Regions from separate parts of the Mus musculus genome. Here region 1 is linked to region 2. The links are chromatin contacts, found by Hi-C or POLR2A ChIA-PET in ENCODE. All regions are on one chromosome and are shown on one strand. The core of a region is the stretch at or near the end of the contact, and the rest is flanking DNA. Distances in the headings are between cores, read along the strand shown.

Evidence for each region. Hi-C counts contacts between places; a loop is a spot of excess contacts on that map. ChIA-PET counts read pairs that join two places held with the same protein, here RNA polymerase II (POLR2A).
Region 1: POLR2A ChIA-PET joins it to region 2 with 15 read pairs in Patski. The contact joins the promoter of Dennd10 here to the promoter of Cacul1 in region 2. A Hi-C loop is called at or near these places in 1 of 37 maps with a recorded cell type or tissue (regulatory T cell). POLR2A ChIA-PET finds 5 or more read pairs at or near these places in 2 of 5 experiments (Patski and embryonic stem cell).

Annotation. Positions count from the first base shown.
Region 1 is chr19:60,808,744-60,815,400 of GRCm38, forward strand. Dennd10 (DENN domain containing 10) reads left to right here and starts at 2,812. Exons shown (of 9, transcript NM_026437.4): 1 at 2,812-2,930; 2 at 5,869-6,065. The coding sequence starts at 2,876.
Region 2 is chr19:60,579,048-60,585,329 of GRCm38, forward strand. Cacul1 (CDK2 associated, cullin domain 1) reads right to left here and starts at 1,976. Exons shown (of 9, transcript NM_030197.2): 1 at 1,281-1,976. The coding sequence starts at 1,671.

The sequences.
Region 1 (6,657 bases), core at 1,562-4,061, 230 kb after region 2:
GTGTGTGCCACCACGCCCAGCCCCCTCCATCATTTTTTTATATTTTTTTTAATTAGGTATTTTCCTCATTTACATTTCCAATGCTATCCCAAAAGTCCCCCATACCCTCCCTCCCCCCACTCCCCTACCCACCCACTCCCACTTTTTGGCCCATTCCCCTGTACTGGGGCATATAAAGTTTGCAGGTCCAATGGGCCTCTCTTTCCACTGATGGCCGACTAGGCCATCTTTTGATACATATGTAGCTAGAGTCAAGAGCTCCGGGGTACTGGTTAGTTCATAATGTTGTTCCACCTATAGGGTTGCAGATCCCTTTAGCTCCTTGGGTACTTTCTCTAGCTCCTCCATTTCCCTCCATCATTTTTAAAAAGATTTTTAAAAGTGTGTCCACACATTTTCTGATTATCAGTAGCACTGAATAACTATCTTTGTATCTGCATATTAAGGGGGAAAGATTTCTTCAGGGATTTTACTACATCCAAGCAGAGGTAACAAAGGATCGGTGGCTCAGTCATGGAAACTTAGGTCCCAGAATCCTAGCAAGGGGTGGTGAGAGAATGAGGAAAGGACAGGTACAGAGATACACATACAGTGAATTCAGAATCAGGTGGCAGTCTCTAATCTCCATACCCTTGAACCTCAGTATATCTGTTAGGTACAACATTGATGAAGGGGATATCTAGTCTCTGTAGGAGGTTATCTCTAGGCCATCAGTCTCATGCTACAAAGATCAGGGAGCAGGAAGATGCAATTGCTAGAGATTAATGGCTCATAAACATTCATAAGGAAAGGTTTTCCCTCCCTCTTAAGCCTATCTCATAAGGATAACAACTTTGCCAAATTCCCATGTGCCACCTGGTCCTGGAGTCTTTGACAGAACTTTCTCATTTCAAAATACACATTCCCTCAGGACTTAATTCATTTGGTGCTTTCTTCAATCCCTAAAATCCTGTGTGTGGAATGATGGACCTTGAAATTCAGCTCTGACCTGTTGCTCAAAGACAGCTTGGTATATTCCCTAAAAGTAGCATGCTGGAAGCATAGTGCTGTGGTACAGGTCTGAAATTCCTGCTATTTAGGAGTTTCAGATGGAAGGATTTTGAGTTCAAGGCTAGCTAGGGCCAATTAGACAGAGCTATTTTAGCAACAACAAAAATATAAATTAATGGTTTGCACTTTTCTATTTCTGTAGACACTGTTAATCTTCTTTCCAAAAGGCTTCATTCATTATATTTTTTTACACAATTAAACTCAGTTTCCAGAAAATCATTATGAACTGCCACAAAATCAGAATGCAATTGCAGTGATGCTGTTATCTTTCACATTAAATCCTAGTGTAAATGTATCTTTTATTCGCCTGTAGTAACTATCGGTGGTTTGCTGCCTCTGTCTGTTAATCTGGGCCTAGTCCTGGAAGCTTCTAGCCTCTGTACAATCTTATCTCTGCCTAGAATGTTTTCAGCCTCTGAGGCTTACTGCTGAATAAGCTCACCTTTTCTAGTTCTTTCTGAATTCTGGCTAGCTAGTTCAAACTCCTCTACAAGCTGACAGATTCTGGCTTCTCCTGAATTGCTCTGTTTGGCCTAATACTAACTTTGGCAGTATGTTCTAATCTTCTGGCTCCTTCTCATTTTTTGGCTCAGTCTGTTTTCACCTGTGTCTAGCTTGTTCTCTCTCTGCAACACATCTCTGTACAACTGTCCCAGTAAAAATTCTCCCTTCCTTTCTCTCTCCACTGCCCCTAAAGTAGCTTCCTTTTCCTCTCTCTTCTTGTGAGAGTTGGGAATATCCTGTTCTGTCAAATCTTTGATTTCACTTTGTCTACCACTCAACTAGACATCACTTTTAAACATGGGAGCTTCCTTCTACAAACTAACCTTCCTTGTTTGGGTTTAAAGTGTTTACTAAGGGTGTTTCTGAATTCCAGCCAGAGAGATTAAATGTGTGTGTTAAGGGCTGAGCTACACCACAAATAGAAACAGGTTTTGGTTGTTGTTGTTGTTGTTGTTGTTTTTTCTAGTAAATAATACAATCTTGGAGATCACAGTGTGATCAAATGTCCTGCAACATCCTAGAGCATCCTTATTATAAATGAATTCTGTATTTTAACTGTTACATGCTTGACCTCCACACCCTCTAAACTAATGTATTGAAATCCTGACTTTCAAGGTCATGACTTTAGGAAGTTGAGTCTGGGAAAGAATGCTGACCCTGACTTGACCCCTAGCCTAAGAACAGGGCCAAGGAATGGATTCCCACCAATCCCCGAGCTAGTCCTAAACTCAAGATTTGAAATCCTACCAATATCCACCCTGGAAAGCCCAGTCTCCCAAAAAACCCTGTATAAACCCTGTCTTTTGCTCAGTTTCCTGCTGTATAGAGGCTGCTGCCCCTCCTGGATTCACCTCCTCCCCCTAATTAAATCTCTTGCGTGAGGTTTGTTGTGTGATGTGACTTTGTGCTTTTTGGCTCCCAGGATTGGAGGCTCCAAAGGATTGCCAGGATACCTCTCAGAGCAGATCAAGCTGGGGACATCATCGCCTGCCAGAGCGGTGCTGTTACACTTGGATTGGGGAAACTAACATTTCTATAGGGGACCCTTTCCCTCCAGAGCAGCAACACATATTAGGTCTCCAATTATTTGTCTTTGTAATCAGTGAACGGACACTTCACTGGAGATCTTTAAGGTACTAGACAAACGAACAAGGACCTAAGCGTAGAAAGGCTGCAAGAAGGAAGTTTGGCCAGGAGAGGGAAGCCTGGGGCGGCACCTGTAGTGCCTGCTGCACCCTGCCGGAAGGGACGGGACTTGTTATGGGCGTGGCCAAGAGGAGGGGTGGGACCTGCAGTGCGGAGCCCAGGGTAGCGGCGGAAGATGGCTGCGGTTGTGGCAATGGACACCCAGCTGATGCTCGGAGTCGGGCTGATCGGTGAGGACGCAGGCTCTCTGTCTGCCAGGCCATGCCGCAGCTCCGCCTGGGTTCTGGGATCCCCCGGGCTGCTTCGCCAGGGAGAGGCTAGACTTGGGCCGAGGACTTCGGCCTCCTCCCGCCGGGGCTGACGTGGGGCCTGCGGGCGGGCGGGCGGGCGGGCGGGCGGGGCTCGATACTCCCGTTGACCGCCTGCTTTGGGACTATGGGTTGGAGAGCTAGGGCCCGGCTGCGTTTGTTTGCGGCTCCCCGGGAGTATGGGTGACACCCAGGGAGCCCCGAGTGCCATTGGCAGGACATGCCAGGAACTGGCAGAACCGATGTTGAAACCCGTGCAGGGTCATCCCGAGCCCCTACTCCCACGGTAGAGAACTTCGTGTCAGTTGATCCTGATGGCTCTGGAGTTCCTTCTTGGTCACATATGGGACCCCAGCTACTTAATAGGAATTCATATGGAGGAAATTCATAGGTATCTTTTATAGTCCCAACTGTGCGTGACCGTTGGCAGCCCAAGCAGGTGGTAGGTGATAGCAACGCGCGGCACGAATGAATGAACCTTTATGAATTCCTTTGAATAGTCTCTCTCCTGAGGTTCTAATTAATACAAGTAGGACACTACTGTTCCTGGCAGAGTGCAATCGTGTTGCATAGGCTTACCAAAGATCTGCTGTTATTATTTTTCAGGAGCTCAAAGAAGTGTCTTTATCTTGTACTCGCTTTTTCTTTTTGTGTAAAATTTAAATTTTTTTGGTGTGAATGTTTGCCTGACTGTATGTTTGTGCACCTTGTTTCCCAGTGGAGGTCAGAAGAGATCATCAGATCCTCTGGACCTGGAGCTCATATAGGTGCCGGAAATAGAACCCAATCCTCTTAAAGAACAGCTAGTGCTCTTAACCGCAGAGCTATCTCTAGTCCTCTTGTATTCATTTCTTCTTCTTTTTTCTTTTTTTCTTTTTCTTTTTTTTTTTCTTTTTTTGGTTTTTCGAGACAGGGTTTCTCTGTATAGCCCTGGCTGTCCTGGAACTCACTTTGTAGACCAGGCTGGCCTCGAACTCAGAAATCCTCCTGCCTCTGCCTCCCAAGTTGCTGGGATTAAAGGCGTGCGCCACCACCGCCCGGCATCTAATGTGATTTTTAAATTGCTTGAAAACAAAACCTATGTACCTCAGGCATCTTGGACCTGTCAGCACTTCAGAATTAAGACTGAATTAAACTGTGAAGATAAAAATGACTTACAAATGGCCAGGGGTTGATGCACACCTTTAATTTTAGCGCCCAGGAGCCAGAGGCAGGCAGGTTCAAAGTCAGGTCTACAGAGTTCCACGACAGCCAGGGCTGCACAGAAAAACTCGTTCCCAACAAAACAAACAAACAAAAACAAAAAAACCCTGCAACATATTTACAGCTCTTTAGTTTTTATTTTCCTTAGATTTTATTCTTACATGCACTTTAAAGGATATTTATTTCTAAGGTATGTGGTGGTGGCCTGCATTTAGCTTCAGTACTTGGGAGGTAACAAGTGGATCTCTGAGTTTTAAGGCCAGTCTGGTCTATGCAGGAAAGTGCCAGGAAAGCCAGGGCTACACAGGGAAATCCTGTCTCAAAAAAAAAAAAATTTGTTTCTAAGTAATGGGGTTATCAGAGGTATGGTGACATAAATCTATAAGTTATCAACTACTTTGGGAACTGAGCCAGCCCCTCAAGTTATTTCCTTTTTTTTTTTTTTAAATTGAGGTATTTATTTTGGTGAGAAAAGCATACGATTAGATGGCTTTTATTGTTATTATAAAAGTTTGGCGGCTGGGCGTGGTGGCGCACGCCTTTAATCCCAGCACTAGGGAGGCAGAGGCAGGCGGATTTCTGAGTTCGAGGCCAGCCTGGTCTACAAAGTGAGTTCCAGGACAGTCAGGGCTATACAGAGAAACCCTGTCTCGAAAAAAAAACCAAAAAAAAAAAAAAAAAAAGTTTGGCATAGTGGTAGAGCTCTTGCTTAGCATTTAAGATACATTGGGTTTAGTCCCCAGCAATGAGAAAAATGTGAAATTTAAGGTTTCACTATCTCCTTCATTGCTGGGGAAGGGGGAGATTAAGGATCTAACTCAGGGCTTCAAGTAGCTCTGTCTATAAACCTAGGCCTCTCCATCCCCCCCCCCCTTTAAAAAAAAGATTTATTATGTATTAAGTACACAGTTGCCCTCTTCAGACACACCAGAAGAGGGCATCAGATTCCATTACAGATGGTTGTAAGCCACCATGTGGTTGCTGGGATTTGAACTCAGGACTTCTAGAGGTTCTGAGTTCAATTCCCAGAACTCAGTGTGCTTAATCACTGTGCCATCTCTCCAGCCCTCCATTTTTCCCCTTAACAACTCTTCCAGTTGCGTAAAAAAAAATAAGTCAATAACCATTTTGTGAGAGATGATAGAAAATCATACCAACGATCTAAGACTAGTTTTTCATTACAGGTTTAATTAATTATTTGTGTATGTAAACATGTGGGTCTGAGGACAGTTTTTGAGAGCCAGTTCTCTCCTTTGACCATGTGTAACCTGGGGATGAAACACAAGTCATCAGGCTTAGTAGTAAGCACTTTTATCTGCTTTGCTTAGGTAACCCTAAAAACAAAATGATAGTGATGCCGTGTTTACATGACCATAAGATTACATGATACCTTGGAATCTCAAGTTTTAGGAGTTAAGAGTTAGAATCAGGAGTTCAAGATCACCTTTGACCATATCATGTGACTGGCTTGGGTGATAACAAAAACATCCAAGCAAATGGAAATCATGAGTTGATAGGAATTTTTGGGTCTCGTGATCTGGGTTGCTTTGTAAAGTGGGGTGTTAAAACTGATTCCACAAAATGTTTCTGAGTAACCAATCAATTCACTTCCTTGCTGCTGTTTGACATTCTCACAGTGACCATCTTTCCACCATAGAAAAGGACTCTAATGGAGAAGCCCTGTGGGTGTGGTGTTATCCTTCCACGACAGCCTCACTAAGGAATCTGCTGCTCCGAAAATGCTGCCTAACTGATGAAAACAAACTTCTCCACCCTTTCGTCTTTGGTCAGTACAGAAGAACATGGTTTTATGTCACGACAGTTGAAGTTCCAGATTCTTCAGTTTTGAAAAAGGTATGACTGCTTCAAGGTAAAAAGAAAAAACAAAACAAAACAAACCAAAACCAACCAACCAACCAAACAAATCAAAATATCTAAAGGGACTTAAGAATATAAACTTTAGATTCTGTCTGATACACACTTGAAAACATTAAATCTTATTTTTACTGAAACTATTCCCTTTAATATTCCATTTGATGTATCCATTGTGGTTAGTTGCATGCTGAATAGTCTTTTATAGTTACAGTCTGATGAACTAAAGATATAGGGCAGTTTTAGAGACATACTGAATAAAAGTGAGAACTGTTTTCTATAATTGAAAACTATTTTAGGTCTGGGTATGGTGTGTTACACCTGTAATCCCAGCTCTTGGGAGGCAGGTGGATCTCTGTGAGTTTGAGGCCAGCCTGGTTTCCATAGGGAGTTCCAGGACAGCCTGAGTTATATAGTAAGACCTGTAGGAAAAACACAAAACTATTTTAGAAGCTGGGAGTGATAGCATATGCCTGTAATCCCAACTCTAAGGAGGTTCATGCAGTAGGATTGCAAAGTTCAAGACCAGCCTCAACTACATAATGCATTCCAGACTAGTCAAAACCTTTTTTTA
Region 2 (6,282 bases), core at 726-3,225:
TTAATCTTTTCAAGAAATAACCTTTAAGTGTGGCAAATTCTTTTGCTCTGAGCTTAGCTGATGACGACTTCTGCTCTTAATGTTCATTTCTTAACTCATCAAAGAAAGTCTACTTAAGCATTAATCCAAACTGTCTTCAGCATTTAAGGTAAATCACACTGCAACTATAAAGTCTAGTTTCACAACTTAATCAACATACAAACTGCATTGTGTAAATGACTGTCATGTGTATGTCTAACAGGGAATAATCATAAACAAAAGTTCCTTTCTACACCCACACCAAAGTGTCTGCCTAAAGCAGTATCTTGAAGGCAAATAAGTAATGTGTGCTAGTCCCATAAATACTTTTTTCTAAGGTTGTGACTATCTGCATCAGGACAAAAAAAAATTTCAACAGCTAGGTGGGCAATTACTGTTATAGCTTAATAAAACTTAACTAGAAATAAAATCTCCAGTTACATTAGGAGATGCCATTCTAAATTTGCAGCTAACAAGGACCTGGCCACCACGTTCCTTTTACACTGTCACCACCACTCTGAACTAAAAAGCACTACTACCTTATTCTTTACCTAGCTATGGAAGCACACTGCCTGATTGTGAACATTTTGGGGTCAGTTTTTATCTTCTATCTGCAAGTGAATTTCAAGGCAGACCGCTAAAAAGTTCAACCTGCGGTAGGATCCTGGTTACAGTCACTTGCTGAACCGCTTCTCTGGAACGTGATTTTACACATCAACTTCAAAGACTTGTAGCAGTTCCCACTACATAGTAGAAGTAACTAAGAATTCCCTGACAGGATGCAAAAACTCACAGAGAACAAAGAGTTGCTAGAGACCAACGTTCAGAAGCCCGATTTGCTAAAAGTACAGCGGCAAAGAATACAAGAACACATTTCTTTGCTCTCTGGTTGAAAAAAAAAGACGAAAGGCCTCTAACGAAATTCAAGACCGCCTTACTTTTCCCTCTCGCTCTGTAAGGTGAAACTTTGAAGGGGACACCCTAGAGAAGAGCTTACTAATGTTGAGAGATGATCAGGAGTATTAAAGATCTTTTCTAAAGCATAAGCTGAGGCTGCGCAGGTGTAACAGGCAACACTGGCTGGCTGGCCGGATACTGGCCGCAGACACCGAATCAGGGTGGGAGGGTTAAGAGAAGGAAAGAGAACTAAGCCTGGAACAAAGGAAGTGGAGTTACTCTCAGGGCGGGGGGATTCCACGAGCTGGTGTGGAGAAGCCTGGCTGGGGGGTGGGGGTGGGGTCGTGGAGGAGGGACAGACTCACGGAACTTGGAGGTGGAGGTGTTGATGTTGATAGTGGAGCTGGAGGTGGGGGCAGGGGCCGTCTTGGCCACCGCGGCGGCTGCGTCGCAGCTCTTCAACATCATGATCACCCCGTTTGGTTCCGGCAAGGGCGGAGGCCCCATCGGGAGCCCTTCCTTAGGACCCTTCCTCTCCATGGAGCCCGCGTGCACAGCCAGCAGCTGTCCCCCCGGGAGTTCTCGGCCTGGATCCGGGATGGACGACGAGGGCCGCGGCGGCGGCGGCGGGGGCAGCGGCGGGGCCGGCGGAGGCTGGCGGAAACTGTCCGCGGCGGCCTCCCAGTTGTTGTGATTCTGGTCGTCCATCATTGCCTCGTAGGTGAGCATTTCCTCCTCCTCCATGCTCTCCTCCATCCCGCCGGGCCGCGGCTTCCCAGGCACCTGCCCGCCCACCTCAGCCCCCGGGCCTGGGAGCGCAGAAGCCGCCTCGAGTTCACATCGCCCGGAGCCCTCGCGGGTGCGGCGGAAAATCCAGTGGCGCACCGAGCGCTTTCGCCCTCCGTCAAGACGACTCCGCCGGAGGAACCGCTGACTGAGGTGGGCACTCCCGGGGTCTGGTTCTGAGAGGCAGCCGCAAAGGGCTGACGTCCCTCACGACATTTTACAGCAGTTTCTTCTGGCCTTTGGAAAGGGCTCTGGGGGAGCGGCCAGGAAGGCACGTGATGCGAGGGACGGCCTGGAGAAAGCTGGGCGAAAAGGGGGCGGGAGCTATGAGTCACCTCAAGGCGAATGCACCCAGCGGCGCGATTCCCTCTCCCTCCCCTCCCCACTCCCCCCTCCCCATCAGTTTAGACCAGGTGTCCAGACCCGGATTCGCTGGCCCCGCCCCCGGCCGACATTACGTGATAAAGGACTTTGGTCTGCGCACGCGCATTCTCTAACTTGTTGCCACAACTAGTCTGGGTGTGCCCGAGAGTGGACCCAAAAACGGCGCACCAACGCTCTTATGTTTAACAGCCCCCTTCCCTTTTCTTTTTTAGTCTTTTCGTCTTTTCTTTTTTCTTTTTGTACTCCAAACTGGGCTCCAACTAACTCCAAGCAGTCCTCTTTCCTCAGCCTTCTGAGTGTCCCTTCATACCCCATGCTGGCTAACCTTTCCATAGTGAGGGTCCCCCACCGACACAGGCTTTTTGCCACCCAGACCTTGACCTCGCAGCCTGAGCCTTTGCTTGGGGAATGAAAGGACAGTGTGGCAGTAGGCCCTGGGTACAGACTCCAAAGGGTAGACTGTTGGTGTGTGCCGTTTTTTAGCCCTAGGTATCCCAAACTAAGAAGGACAGAATATTGATTCAGAAATTGCACAATATACATTCCTTCCCAGAGTATGTGAAACATTTACAAAAGATAAACATACTGTGTCTCTAAGCAAGTGTCTCTGCATGTCTGAGGACTGACATAACCACATTCTCTGACCACTGTGCAGTTAGAAACTATTAGGGTTCTCTAGAGTCACAGAACTTATGGAATGTCTCTATGTATTAAGAGAAATTATTGGGATGAATGACAGTCTGCAGTCCAGCTAACTTAGCAATGGCCAGCTGTGATGGGGAGCTCTAAGAATCTAAGTAGTTGCTCAATCCCACCAGGCTAAGTCAGCTGGTCTTCTGTATAAACTAGAATCCTGAAGAAATAGGTTCCAACAGATGTGTTGGCAAGTGCAAGCAGGCAAAGAATGAATGCTTTTTCCATTGTCCTTATGTAGACCTCCAGCAGAAGGTGCGGCCCAGATTAAAGATGTGTACCACCATGCCTGGACCTAAGCTTTTGTTTAATGGAACTTGCTCTGTCTCAGGCTGGGCTTGAACTCAGAGATATGCTTGCCTCTGTCTCCTGGGATTAAATGTGTATACCATCTTGTCTGGGCCTAAGCTTTTCCTGGGCACTGTGCCTCAAGTTCTAGATCAAAAGTGTGTGTCATCCCATGTCAAGACCTGGGTGTCTTCCAGCTTCAAGATCGGGATTGCAGGTGTTCCCTCCATTTCTGGATTGTAGTTCATTCCAGGTGTAGTCAAATTGACAAACCAGAAATAGCCATCACAGAAACCATTAACTGAAGGATAACTGGTAAGTCCCCACTGTGTTAATCTTTTATCAACTCATCAATCTGAAAGTGACTATGAAAACTTTTAGAACTGATGAGATTGGTACAATTATAGTAAACTTTCCTAGAAGGCCCTACTCTAAGGAGTTTTTCCCAGCACACTGTTAAATACTGAACTGTTCATGTGTATTTTGTTAAGATACTCCATATATAACAAGCTTTCATTAACGTGGAAAAGCATAACAGGCTGAGCCAGAGAAATCTTTGATAGAGTCTATTTAGGTGGCCATGGGTAAGAAACAGAAGGGAAGGTGAATGGGCATTCGATACGTGGTTGATTTTTATTTAGAACTTTGTGAGCAATTATTAAATTAGACCTCAAGGAGTTCTGGTAGCTATTCTTGGTGGTCAACTTGACTATATTTGGAATGAACTACAATCCAGGTTTCAAGGACACACATGGGATCCAGATCTTTAGGTGGGAAGACAAACATTTAGTCTGAACCACACCTTCTGCTAGAAGCCTATATATGGACATGGAAGAAGAAAGCTTTTACTCTTTGCCTGCTTGTCCTCACTTTTCTAGATCATCCATTCCTTCATGAGCATTGGAGCCTACTTCTTCAGGATTCCAGCATATACAGAAGACCAGCTGAGACACCCATTCTTGTGAGACTGGGGAACTGCTAGATTCATGGACTTTTTGTTCACAGCTAGCCATTGTTGGATTAGTTGGACTGCAGCCTATATAAAAGTCATCCCAATAAATTCCACGTATATGTATATATATGCATATATATGTGTGTGTGTGTGTGTGTGTGTGTGTGTGTGTGTGTGTGTGCGCGCATTTCATAAGTTCTTGGATTCTAAAGAACCCTGACTAGTACAGGTATATTATGCTTTAATAGTTATTAACTTAAAACCATTTCTGGTTTGTTCAGTATTTAGAGACAATTACAACAAAATAAGGAATGCTGACCCAACAGTGGGCCCAGGTTAATAATTACTATATCCTTCCACAGTCCCAGAAGTTAGCCTCTTTGTTTGGTTTTTCTGTTTGTTTCTGTTTCCTAGTAAGATAAGAATTTTATTAAAACAGTACAAATATACCTATATAATATATGTTTAAGTTTGTATACTTAGAGAGAACACCAATTTAAAATATCCATGTGTATTAGTCAGGGTTCTCTAGAGTCACAGAACTTATGGGTAGTCTCTATATAGTAAGGGAATTTGTTGATGACTTACAGTCTGTAGTCCAACTCCCCAACAATGGTCAGCAGCAGCTGTGAATGGAAGTCCAAGGATCTAGCAGTTGCTCAGTCCCACGAGGCAAGCAGGCAAAGAACAGAGAGCAAATCTTCCTTCTTCCAATGTCCTTATGTAGGTCTCCAGCAGAAGTTGTGGCCCAGATTAAAGGTGTATACTACCATGCCTGGATCTGGGACTTGCTTTGTTCCAGATGACCTTGAACTCAGAGATCTCCCCATCTTAATCTTCTGGGATTCCTAGCCACTTTCTTTTTTGTTGTTGTTGTTGTTGGGCTTTTTTTGGTTTTTTTTTTTTTTTTTTTTTTGGGTTTTTCAAGACAGGGTTTCTCTGTGTAGCCCTGGCTGTCCTGGAACTCACTTTGTAGACCAGGCTGGCCTAGAACTCAGAAATCCACCTGTCTCTGCCTCCCAAGTGCTGGGAATAAAGACATGCGCCATCACTCCCGGCTCCTAGCCACTTTCATGCCAAGATCCAGGTCAGAAACTTGTATCTCACAGCCTCCAGATTAGGGTCACAGGTGAGCCTTCCAATTCTGGATTGTAGTTTATTCCAGTTATAGTCAAGTTGAAAACAAGGAATAGCCACTACACCATGGTAGTTTATCTGGGTAGGAGGGGTAATGATTCTTTAATCTTTGTTCTTATGGATTTGTTGTTGTTATAGTTGTTGTTTTATCTCTACAACAAGCGTTGTTGGAGACCCAAAGGTCCAGTCACCCACAGAGCACTAAGGAAACCAGGAATGTTAAACATACGTCTCCTCAATAAAGGGAATAAAATGCCTGCATTCCACGAAGAAAGCTGGGAATAGATGTTTTTCACAACCTGAGGACCTTTGGCTATTTGTAGAGCCAGACCTCACTCAATTCCCCCAGAATGATTATCCCAGACTTTATCTTCCCTCCCTAGACCTTTATCTTCCCTCCCTAGACCTTTATCTTCAGCTTCCAATTAATAGAAACCATCCTTAGGGAACATTGAAGTAGAATTTTCTAGATATGCCATGTGATGTAAAATCACATGGTATTTTGCTAAGGCAAACTCATGTGTTGTTTTGTTGAGACAAGACAGGTAGGAGGATATATGATGTTTGGAGAAAGAAGTATAAATAGGGTTCAACCGACAGCTAGCCTTGCAATGCTTTGTTGGTCTGGAGTCCTTAATCTTTGCCTTTGCTGGTCTTCAGTCTCTTGTCCTCTGGCTGGCCCTGGTGGGTCCCACTGACTCGTGCTAATCTGGCAGAGGCCTGGCAGTTTCTGCTGGATGGTGCCACCACTGATGATTCCTTTTTTTTTTTAATATCTAATTTTTTATTAGGAATTTTTCTTCATTTACATTTCAATGCTATCCCAAAAGTCCCCCATACCCTCCCCCCCACTCCCCTACCCACCCACTCTCACTTCTTGGCCCTGGCGTTCCCCTGTACTGAGGCATATAAAGTTTGCAAGACCAAGGGGCCTCTCTTCCCAATGATGGCCAACTAGGCCATTTTCTGCTACATATGCAGCTAGAGACACAAGCTCCAGGGGTACTAGTTAGTTCATATTGTTGTTCCACCTATAGGGTTGCAGACCCTTTTAGCTCCTTGGGTAATTTCTCTAGTTCCTCCATTGGGGGCCCTGTGTTCCATCCAATAGCTGACTGTGAGCATCC